2 separate regions of the Homo sapiens genome follow, and region 2 is linked to region 1. Evidence: chromatin loops called from intact Hi-C (ENCODE). Cell type or tissue: GM12878. All regions are shown on one strand. Each heading gives the region's core, and the rest is flanking DNA. Links, peaks and the distances in the headings are about the cores only. Region 1 overlaps MTOR (mechanistic target of rapamycin kinase). Region 2 overlaps LOC105376739 (a long non-coding RNA gene).

Evidence for each region. Peaks named below come from ENCODE experiments on the same cell type or tissue, not always from the same donor. Only the 100,000 strongest peaks of a DNase experiment are listed, where the experiment ranks them.
Region 2: a loop joins it to region 1, with 15 times the contacts of the local background. A loop is called at or near these places in 6 of 110 quality-filtered maps.

Annotation. Positions count from the first base shown.
Region 1 is chr1:11,239,574-11,244,947 of GRCh38, forward strand. MTOR (mechanistic target of rapamycin kinase) reads right to left here. Exons shown (of 58, transcript NM_004958.4): 9 at 3,541-3,727; 10 at 1,980-2,108; 11 at 730-974. Among named protein-coding and RNA genes, the nearest start is that of MTOR, 20 kb to the right of the region's middle. RefSeq lists an enhancer at 1,975-2,534. In GM12878, for the core only: a CTCF peak has its summit at 2,296 (motif pointing right); no DNase peak of the experiment used is centred there.
Region 2 is chr1:11,361,915-11,367,288 of GRCh38, forward strand. LOC105376739 (a long non-coding RNA gene) reads left to right here. Exons shown (of 4, transcript XR_946958.3): 2 at 668-811; 3 at 1,869-1,925; 4 at 2,222-3,141. Among named protein-coding and RNA genes, the nearest start is that of UBIAD1, 91 kb to the left of the region's middle. In GM12878, for the core only: a CTCF peak has its summit at 2,460 (motif pointing left); no DNase peak of the experiment used is centred there.

The DNA.
Region 1 (5,374 bases), core at 292-5,291:
TTTGCAGTTTAGAACTACACAGTATGGTACTTTTAGAAATCATACCGCCAGCCGGGCACAGTGGCTCATGGATATAATCCCAGCACTTTGGGAGGTCGAGGCAGGCAGATCACTTGAGGTCAGGAGTTCCAGACCAACCTGGCCAACATGGTGAAACCCCATCTCTACCAAAAATACAAAAATTAGCCGGGTGTGGTGACACGCGCCTATAGTCCCAGCTACTCGGGAGGCTGTGGCAGGAGAATCGCTTGAACCCAGGAGGCAGAGGTTGCAGTGAGCTGAGATTGTGCCACTGCACATCAGCCTGGGCAACAGAGAGACTTTGTCTCAAAAAAAAAAAAAAAAGAAAGAAAAAAGAAATCATACTGCCATAGACATGGAAACACCCAAAAGCCCCTACTTATACATTTTAAAGCATTACATACCATCTCAGCTACAAAGAAGTGGAAAAGTGAGGATGTGAGGGGGATCTGTCTCTGAAGCATTATTTCCTTGGATCAACGTATACTTTCCCTCAAACCATTTGCCCCCAAACTCAGTATGGGACAAAGAAACAAAAGTAGGAATTACCAATACGTGGAAAGAGTCTAGGAAGGATGAGCTGCTACAGAATCAGCTACCCTGTCTTTAGCACCCCAGCAAGATCCAGGAATCCTAGATACCTTCATTCCTTTCCCAAAGTTTCCAGCATCTCTCACTATCTTGGCAAGAGCCGTTGTAATTTCTTACCTTCAAATTCAAAGCTGCCAAGCGTTCGGAGGGCAAGAGTGATGCTGCCCACATCGCTGGCCTCAGGGAGGGTCGTGAGGCCAGGAGAGGCCAGCTGATGGGCCAGGCCCTTGGGCATGCCTGGGTGGCGAAGGGGTTTGTGCATAAGGACCAGGGACAGCATTTTCAGTAGCCCATCTTGAATGTCCTTCTTTAGCTGTGGAATCTGACGGCTCAGGTCGTAGAGCACTGCAGTGAGGGCAGGGCTGAGGGGAAGGAAACAAGTCACATAAGGGCTGGGCACATGACACTCAGTCTGTTCTTGGGAAGAAACAGCTTTCTCTCCCAGCAAGGGGATCAGGCCTCTGTTCTTCAGAGTAGAAAGGATATTATAAAATAAGAATAAAAGTGTAAACTCTCTTGGCTTAGTCTCAGGTCTCCAAACAATCTATGAGTTTCTGGTTCTTGCCACAGAAGACTTGCTCACTATAATTCAGCCACTACAGAAGACCAAGTCTCAACAAACACTCTGGGAAGCAGATTAAGAACACTGTCCTTATTTTACAGATGAAGAGAACTTAGTTTAGGAAGCTTAAGCAACTTGCTCAATAATAATATACACAATATTTGCAAATATTTATTGAGTACTTCCTATATGCCAGGCATGGTGCTAAGAGTGACTATACCATGAACCCACAGCAACCCTAGGCAATAAGAATTACTATTGCACCCACTTTTCAGATTAAAAAAAAAAAATGAGGCCAGGCGCGGTGGCTCACACCTGTAATCTCAGCACTTTGGGAGCCGAGGTGGGCGGATCACAAGGTCAGGAGATCGAGACCATCCTGGCTAACACACTGAAACCCCAACTCTACTAAAAATACAAAGAATTAGCCAGGCGTGGTGGCAGGCGCCTGTAGTCCCAGCTACTCAGGAGGCTGAGGCAGGAGAATGGCGTGAACCCGGGAGGCGGAGCTTGCAGTGAGCCAAGACTGGGCCACTGCACTCCAGCCTGGGCGACAGAGCGAGACCCCTTCTCAAAAAAAAAAAAAAAAAAAAATGAGGCTCGGGGAAATTAAATAACTTAGTCAAGATCATATAGAAAGCTAGTGATGAAACTAGGATTCAGTACTAGCCTGTGTGTTTAGTCTAAGCTATCCTGTCCATCCAGTTGAATGTGCAAACAACCATGCCTCATTCTTTTAACAGTCCCAACACTGGGGGCCAAGCCTCACGCTGATACAGGGCAAGCTCAGGTTTCTGACACCCACCTTAGTCCCACTGCCAGCATGGGCTCCAGCAGCTCCTTGATATCCTGCTGGATGCCTGGCCCCATTGCTCGAGCCAGCATGCTGATGCAAGTGAAGACTGTGGCATCCACCTGCATTGCCTTCTGCCTCCTGTAGAGAAATGGAGAGTGGCTAGTTGAGACATAATGACATTCTTTAATGTCCCACCTCAAAATCACCTTGGGGCAAGGAGAGCAGGTTACTCAGGCAGGGCTACCACAGATGGGTATGCAAATTGTCCAGAGCACAGTTCAAAGGGACCCATCACATCACAATTACTGTAGATTTGTACATTTCTACAACAATCCAGCAGATGGCAGTAAAGTGTCTTAAGGAAGGGGCCTTTTTTCTGAATTCACACAGCTATACCATATGGGTTATTGTGGTGCTCACCAAGATAATTATGTAGGAAGAGAGCTGAACAATGTGTTCATCAGGGACAAGAAGGCAGTACACAGCCATCATATGGAAAGAAATTCTTCTATGATGAGAATGCTGGGCTTTAGAATGGGGCCAGGCGCAGCGACTCACGCCTGTAATCCCAGCACTCTGGGAGGCGGAGGTGGGTGGATCACCTGAGGTCAGGAGTTCGAGACCAGCCTGGCCAACATGGTGAAACCCCGCCTCTACTAAAAATACAAAAATTAGCTGGGCGTGCTGGCACACGCCTGTAGTCCCAGCTACTTGGGAGGCTAAGGTGGGTGGATCACTTGAGGCCAGGAGTTCGAGACCAGCCCGGCCAAAATGGTGAAAACCTGTGTCTACAAAAAAATACAATTATTAGCTTGGCATAGTGGCACATGCCTGTAATCCCAGCTACTCAGGAGGCTGAGGCAGGAGAATCGCTTGAACCTGAGAGGAGGAGGTTGCAGTGACCCAAGACCGTGCCACTGCACTCCGGCCTGGGCAACCAAAGTAAGACTCCATCTCAAAAAAAAAAAAAAAAAAAAAAAAAGAATGAGTGGGGCGTATTAATTCACCACAGCAATCTTCGCTAATAAACAGGGAAGTATAAAGACAACCTGAGACAAAGGATGATGAACACTGACCCCCTCGCCTTAGCGAAGACACCCCAGTCTCTCCATCTGGCAGGATGCTGAGGGGTTTTCTCATATTTTATTCGCCAGGAGGTTTAAAGAGGTGGAATAACTTATTCAACTTCAGCGATGAGGAAAAAGATGACCCTTAGGTCCCTTCAGTTCCAGTCAAGGATTCCTCTCTTTAGGTCTTATATCAAAATAAGACTTTTAAAAGCCAGAGAAAAAAGCAAAACTAGCAGATTCCCAGTAAATAATAACACTGAAAATAGCATTGGCATCTCACATGTTCTCAGGGTATTCAACCTCCCCAAATATTTCATATATGTTATTTCATTTGGAAAAGCTTAGAATTCAACTAAGGAAGGGCTGTTCTTCATATGATTTGCTATACCCTGGAGTTTAATGATGCAAAAAATGGGCGTAAGCTCCGTGGATCTGAAATAGAGCGTCCTTCCTCTCCAACCAAATGGAGTGGAAGGTGAAATCATAACAGAGGTGCTTACTTATGGGCGAAGTCCTTTGGGGGCAGGGCCGCTCGGATGATGTCCAGCACGCGAGGCAAATAGACCTTAAACTCAGACCTCACAGCCACAGAAAGTAGCCCCAGGGCTTGGAAGGCCGCTGTACGTTCCTTCTCCTTCTTGACACAGCTTAGGACATGGTTCATGGTATCTTGGAGATACTGGGTATCTGAGCACAGAAAAGACAAAGTAGATAGCTCCAGGTCAGGGTTAGGGTCTACATATCAACAGTCAAAGGTCCTATAAAGCAATTCAGTTTAAGAATAAATTAAGAAAGTGGCCAGGCACAGTGGCTCACACCTGTAATCCCAACACTTTGGGAGGCCAAGGAGAGAGGAGTGTTTGAGGCCAGGAGTTCGAAACAGCCTGGGCAACACAGTGAGACCCTGTCTCTACAAAAATAAAAATTAGCCAGGTGTGGTGGTGCATGCCTGTAATCCCAGCTACTCGGGAGGCTGAGGCAGGAGGATCACTTGAGCCCAGATGGTTGAGGCTGCAGAAAGGTGTGATCGTGTGCAGCACTGCACTCAAGCCTGAGTGACAAAGAGCCTGTCTCAAAAAAAAAAAAAAACCCAAAAAACGTAAAAGGTTGCCAAAACAATATCACAGAATTGTCTCCATTACTGTTACATTTTCACACAAGAATTACATGCTCTTGCTGAAGAAATATATGTCAAACCTTGTTTAAAAACAGAAGATCATCTAAACAATTTTACATTATAATGAAATTTGAAGTACAGTCATGGGCCGGGTGCAGTGTCTCACACATGTAATCCCAGCACTTTGGGAGGCTGAGGAACATCACTTGAGTCCAGGAGTTTGAGGCCGCACTGAGCCAAGAGCCATGCACTCCAGCCTGGGCAACAGAATAAGACCCTGTCTCAGATGCAGTGGCTCATGCCTGTAATCCCAGCACTTTGGGACACCAAGGCAGGAGGATCACCTGAGGTCAGGAGTTTGAAACCAGCCTAACCAACATAAAGAAACCCCATCTCTACTAAAAATACAAAATTAGCCGGACATAAGGGTGCATGCCTGTAATCCTAGCTACTCAGGAGACTGAGGCAGGAGAATCGCTTGAACCCGGGAGGCGGAGGTTGCGGTGAGCCGAGATCACGCCATTCCACTCCAGCCTGGGCAACAAGAGCAAAACTACATCTCATTTAAAAAAAAAAAAAAAAAAAAGACCCCATCTCAAACTAATAAAAAACCAGTACAGGGTCGGGCGCGGTGGCTCACGCCTGTAATCCCAACACTTTGGGAGGCCAAGGCGGGTGGACTGCCTGAGCTCAGGAGTTTGAGACCAGCCTGCACAACATGATGAAACCCCGTCTCTACTGAAATACAAAAAATTAGCCAGGCATGGTAGTGCGCCTGTAATCCCAGCTACTCGGAAGGCTGACGCAGGAGAATCACTTGAACCCGGGAGGCAGAGGTTGCAGTGAGCCAAGATCGTGCCACTGCACTCCAGCCTGGGCAACAGAGCAAGACTCTGTCTCAGAAAAACAAACAAACAAACAAAAAAACAGTACAGTCGTGTGCCACTTAACAACGTTTGGGTTAACAATGGACCATGTATATGATGGTGGTCCCATAAGATTATAATACAGTATATTTTTACATATCTTTTCTATGTCTATGTTTAGATACACAAACATTTACCACTGTTTTACAGTTGCCTAGAATATTCATTACAGTAACATGCTGTACAAGTTGTAGCCCAGGAGCAATAGGCTACACCACAGAGCTAGGTGTAGAGTAGGCTATACCATCTGGGTTTATGTAAATACATTCTATGATGTTCACACAAGGACAA
Region 2 (5,374 bases), core at 228-5,227, 120 kb after region 1:
GGAGGGAAGAAAGGGAAGGAGAGAGGCAGGGAACGCTTGAGGGAGTGAAGAAGTGGATGACTATGGGCTATGCTGCTTAATAAATCCGCTGCCAGACTTTAGCCTTCACCCCACGAAGGCCTGTCTCTCACATTATATGTTCAGTGTGGTTTAGAGGGGATGGGGCTGTTTTGTCCAGCATAAAGGCCAAAGACCCAGACCCTTGGGGGCTCCATCATCCTGTGGCTGCAGCACCTGGAAATGAGACTCCCAGGGTCACTGCAGCAGGGATGAGAGAAGGGAAGACCACACACTGGCTTCCTTGTGTTTCAGCTGGAAGTGAAAGTGACTCCTGTTACTTTTTTTTTTTTTTTTGAGACAGAGTCTCACTCTGTCACCCAGGCTGGAGTGCAGTGGCGCAATCTCGCTCACTGCAACCTCCACCTCCCCGGTTCAAGCGATTATCCTGCCACAGCCCCCTGAGTAGCTCGGATGGCAGGCATGCACCACCATGCCCAACTAGGTTTTTTTTGTGTGTGTTTTTAGTAGAGACAGGGTTTCTCCATGTTGGCCAGGCTGGTCTTGAACTCCTGACCTCAGGCGATCTGCCCACCTCAGCCTCCCAAAGTGCTGGGATTACAGGCGTGAGCTACCGCACCCAGTCTTCTCCTGTTATTTTCACTTGCAGCCTTTTGGCCAGACAAGTCACATGGCCCTGAGGCGGGTGCTGGAAAACGTGGAGGAGGGGTGGCTTTGGTCGCTGGACACACATCTCTGCCACGGTGACTGACGGAGGCTGTGAAAGGACAATCTGAGTGAAGAAGTGAATGAGGTGAGAGGTGAATGAATGAAAGAGTGAGCGGAGGGTGCGAGGGCTCATTTCCCAGCCTGGGAGCCTCTCAGGACGGGCCGAGTCCCAAGGTTCCCGGTAGCTGCACAGAGCATCCCTCCCCTGGGGGCCGTGTCAGCCACAGTCCAACTGTCACCTCCGGAATTACATTTCAAAAACTCGTTTTGAGAGAGACAAGCTGGGCCCTGGGGGGCTGTATCTCTGTGTCCTTGTCCTTGGGAGGTGGAGAAAGGAAAAGGGGAGGAGGAGGAGGAGGAGCAGCGGGAGGGACGGGCCAGGCTGCAGAAAGCAATTAGTGGAAAATGGGAAATTACTTTCTCTGTGTGTTTGGCATCACCGCCCTTCCCCAGCGGCTTCAGTCAGGTTGTGCTGGGCGCCAGGCAGGTGTAGCCTTGGCCAGGGATCCACTAGAGCTAGTGGGGACCGAGGGCCTGGGATGAATCAAGGAGGGCTGGCCCCAGAGTCCTGCACGTACACTTTTTTTTGTTTTTTGTTTTTTTTTGAGATGGAGTCTCACTCTGTTGCCCAGGCTGGAGTCCAGTGGTGCAATCACAGCTCACTGCAACCTCCGCCTCCCAGGTTCAAAAGATTCTCTCACCTTGGCTTCCTGAGTAGCTGGGATTACAGGCGTGCACCACCACGCCCAGCAAATTTTTGTATTTTTAGTAGAGACGGGGTTTCACCATGTTGGCCAGACTAGTCTCAAACTCCTGACCTCAAGTGATCCGCCCGCCTCAGCCTCCCAAAGTGCTAGGATTACAGGCATGAGCCACTGCGCCAGGCCTACACTTGGTTTTATCAAAAGAAGGAATGAGGTACCATTTCATCTTAGGCATCGCTGTGGTGCCAGCACGTGCTTGGATTCTTAGCTGGGGTCCATCCCTCCCAAATTAGAGCCTGAGACAAGTGCTTGAGCACAGGTAGTTAAATTGGGAAGCAGGCTTGGGTGAGGGTATGGGTCGGGGGCGGTGAGGAGGGCCAGGGAAGGAGGAGAAGACATTCAAGGCTGCCATACTGAGGTTACTGCCGTGGTCCACAGGTGCTGATTCCACAGGGACTTCCTGAGAAGGGCGGAGTGGCTCCCAGCGGACGGGAAGTATGTGATGGCTCCCTTCCCCATTGGCCGAGGGTCTCTTGGGGGTGTTGACTCCCCTGCGTTCTGGGCTGCATTTGCCTTGAGGGGGTCTTGACCCACAGCGCATGGAGGCAGGAGGTTGCTGTTCTCTGCTGCCTCAGCTGACATCACCGGTGGGCTCTGGGGAGGTGGCCCTGGGGTACCGGAAGCATGTGCCACGCAGGGGCAGGGCAGCCCTGGAGGGGTGGAGCCGGGGACCCCCCGATGGGTGCCAGTCCCACTGACATCTTTCTCCACTCCCCGTTCTACTTCCACAGTTAGAGACCGCCTGAGAACAGGAAACCTACCTCCTCTATTTCTGGGTTCCCAGTGTCCTGCCCAGAGCCCATCATGTGGCAGAAGCTCAGGACACAAATGTCAGGGGCAGAAGACTAAGTCCTTGCTCTGGGCAGGGGTCAGGACGTGTGCAGCTCCTTGGCCCCAGAATTGTTTCCCTCCTGCCTCACTCCCTGGTGTAGAATTTGGCCCAGACGCTCCCTGCCATGTGACTTGGCAGGAGCTCCCTCTAGAGGAGGGGTAGTGATATAGCTGTAAATCTCACGTTGAGGCTGGGCGCGTTGGCTCAAGCCTGTAATCCCAGCACTTTGGGAGGCTGAGGCAGGCGGATCACCTGAAGCCAGGAGTTCGAGACCAGCCTGCCCAACATGGTGAAACCCTGTCTGTACTAAAAATATTAAAAAAATTAGCTGGGCATGGTGGTGCATGCCTGTAATCCCAGCTACTTGGGAGGCTGAGGCAGGAGAATCGCTTGAACCCAGGAAGCAGAGGTTGCAGTGAGCTGAGATCGTGCCACTGCACTCCAGCCTGGGCAACAGAGCGAGACTCCATTAAAAAAAAAAAAAAACCTCATGTTGAAATGTGATCCCCAATGCTGGCGGTGGGGCCTGGTGGGAGGTGTTTGGATCATGGGGTGGATTTCTCATGAATGGTTTAGCACCATCCTCTTGGTGCCGTTCTTGAGACAGTGAGTGAACTCTCTCGAGATCTTGTTTAAAAGAGTGTGGCACCTCCCTCCATGTCTCTTGCTCCCACTCTTGCCATGTGAGATGCCTGCTCCCCCTTCACTTCAGTCACAATTGTAAACTTCCTGAGGCCTTCACCAGAAGCTAATGCTGGCACTATGCTTCTTGTACAGCTTAGAGAACCATGAGCCAATTAAACTTCTTTTCTTTATAAATTGCCCAGTCTCAGGTATTTCTTTATAGCAATGCAAGAACAGCCTGACACAGGGAGTGTATTTTTGCATTGGTTATAGACTACATTGTATCCATGATTAAGAATAGGCTGGGCACGGTAGCTCACGCCTGTTATCCCAGCACTTTGGGAGGCTGAGGTAAGCAGATCACCTGAAGTCAGGAGTTCGAGACCAGCCTGACCAACAAGGCTAAACCCCATTTCTACTAAAAATACAAAAATTAGCTGAGCATGGTGGCACGTGCCTATAGTCCCAGCTACTCAGGAGGCTGAGGCAGGAGAATCAGTTGAACCCAGGTGGCAGAGGTTGCAGTGAGCCAAGATAGTGCCACTGCATTCCAGCCTGGGCAACAGAATGAGACTCTGTCCATCCCCGCCCTACCCCCTTACCACAAAAAAAAAAAAAAAAAAAAGAATAAAGGAATTCATGAGAGTGGGTCCAAATCCAATAAGATGGCTGTCCTCATAAGAAAAGGAAGAGACACCAGGGGTGCATGCACATGGAGGAAAGCCCCTGGGACTTAGCCTCCTGGGTTTCATCTCTGGCTCTGGTATAGTGATCTCTGAAAGTGCTGATCCTCTGTTTACCTTGATGCGTGGGGAAGATGCCACCGTAGTCGGAGTTAGGATTGTAGATGGGTAGAGGAGATCTCCCAATATTTGTTTTGTGTCCTGCTTCTCTCCCTTATTCTGACAAATCACGACCCAGATTGGATCATGTACCCTTGCCCTCTTTTGGAGAATTGCTCTTTCCTCACGCCTTCCTCACTCCATCTGCTTCTTCTAGAGGGGCTGCCAATCACATTATCCTGTAACCCTGTGCCTCAGCCACAGTCACACAGTGATTGGCCCAGGGAAGGACACGTGACCAAGCTGGGCCAATTGGAATCCTTCCCTGGGACTGTACACATGAAAACGTGGTAAAACGGAAGCCACCTTCTCCCTTTGGACTTTGAATGGGAAGGGTGATTCTGAAGTGCCAATGACCATGTCTCCCCAAGTCACGTGGCTGCCCAGACAGAAGATAAAAGGGGAACAAGTTCCTGGTGCTCTCTGTGGGGTGACCCTGCTGGGGCAGCTTCCTTCCCAGGATGCTGATGGCAGGCCCAGGACGGTCTGGCCTTTTCAATATGCTGTTGTGATTGTGGCCTGTTCTAATTTAGGCAGTCTGGCTGTCATAAACAAAGTCTGACTGCTTGGCAGGTGGAAAGGTTAGATTTGCATGAAGTGGCTTGTGTCAATCCCAGTTCTTCTCTGTTACTATTGCTCGCCTCTGACGTCACAGGTTTAGGCCTGGTTGTGACACTGGCCATCTGGCTCCCTGGACCCCTCTCTTCCTTTGGGCCTGAGCTGGGCCCTACCCTGCTCTCCAGACTTCTAGGCAGGATGCTCCTCTGGCCTTCACAGGACCTCCCTTCCTCTAGCCTGGCGCTGTCCAATAGCAACGTAATATGCAATTAAAAAAATTCTAGCATCCACATTAAGAAATGCAAAGAGAAACAAGTGAAATTTAATTAATTAACTTATTTATTTTGAAATCAGGTCTTGCTCTGTTGCCCAGGCTGGAGTGCAATGGCGCCATCTCCACCCACTGCAACCTCCACCTCCCAGGTTCAAGCGATTCTCATGACTCAGCCTCCGGAGGAGCTGTGTTTACAGGCATGTGCCACCATGCCTGGCTAATTTTTGTGTTTTAGTAGAGACAGGGTTTCGCCATATTGCCCAGGCTGGTCTCTAACTCCTAGGCTCAAGCAGTCTATCCTCAGCCTCCCAAAGTGCTGGGATTACAGGTATGAGCCACCATACCCAGCCTAATTGATTTTAATGATACATTTTATTTAATCCAATAATCAATATAAGAACTTACTGAGATAGTTTACATTCTATTTTTTGTACAAAACCTTGGCTCTTATAGAATATCTCAGTTGGGACCAGCTACATTTTAAGTGCTCAGTGGCCACAGGAGGCTTGGTGACCACCAGTGACTCTAGGCCATCAGGAAAGCAGCCTGAGGCCTGCAAAAGCCCGGGTGATTTTGGCCTTTTCATTTCAGCCAAGCCTCTCATTTTCATTAGAATGGTATCATGTGTTTATTACTTTAGATCTGACATCCGAGCTTGGCAGTTAGCTCTCAGGCCGGAGGACATGAAGGCAAGGTCCAGAAGCCAACAGCTCCTCACCCTGTGGGAGGCAGTGGGGGGGACCATGGAGGGGTG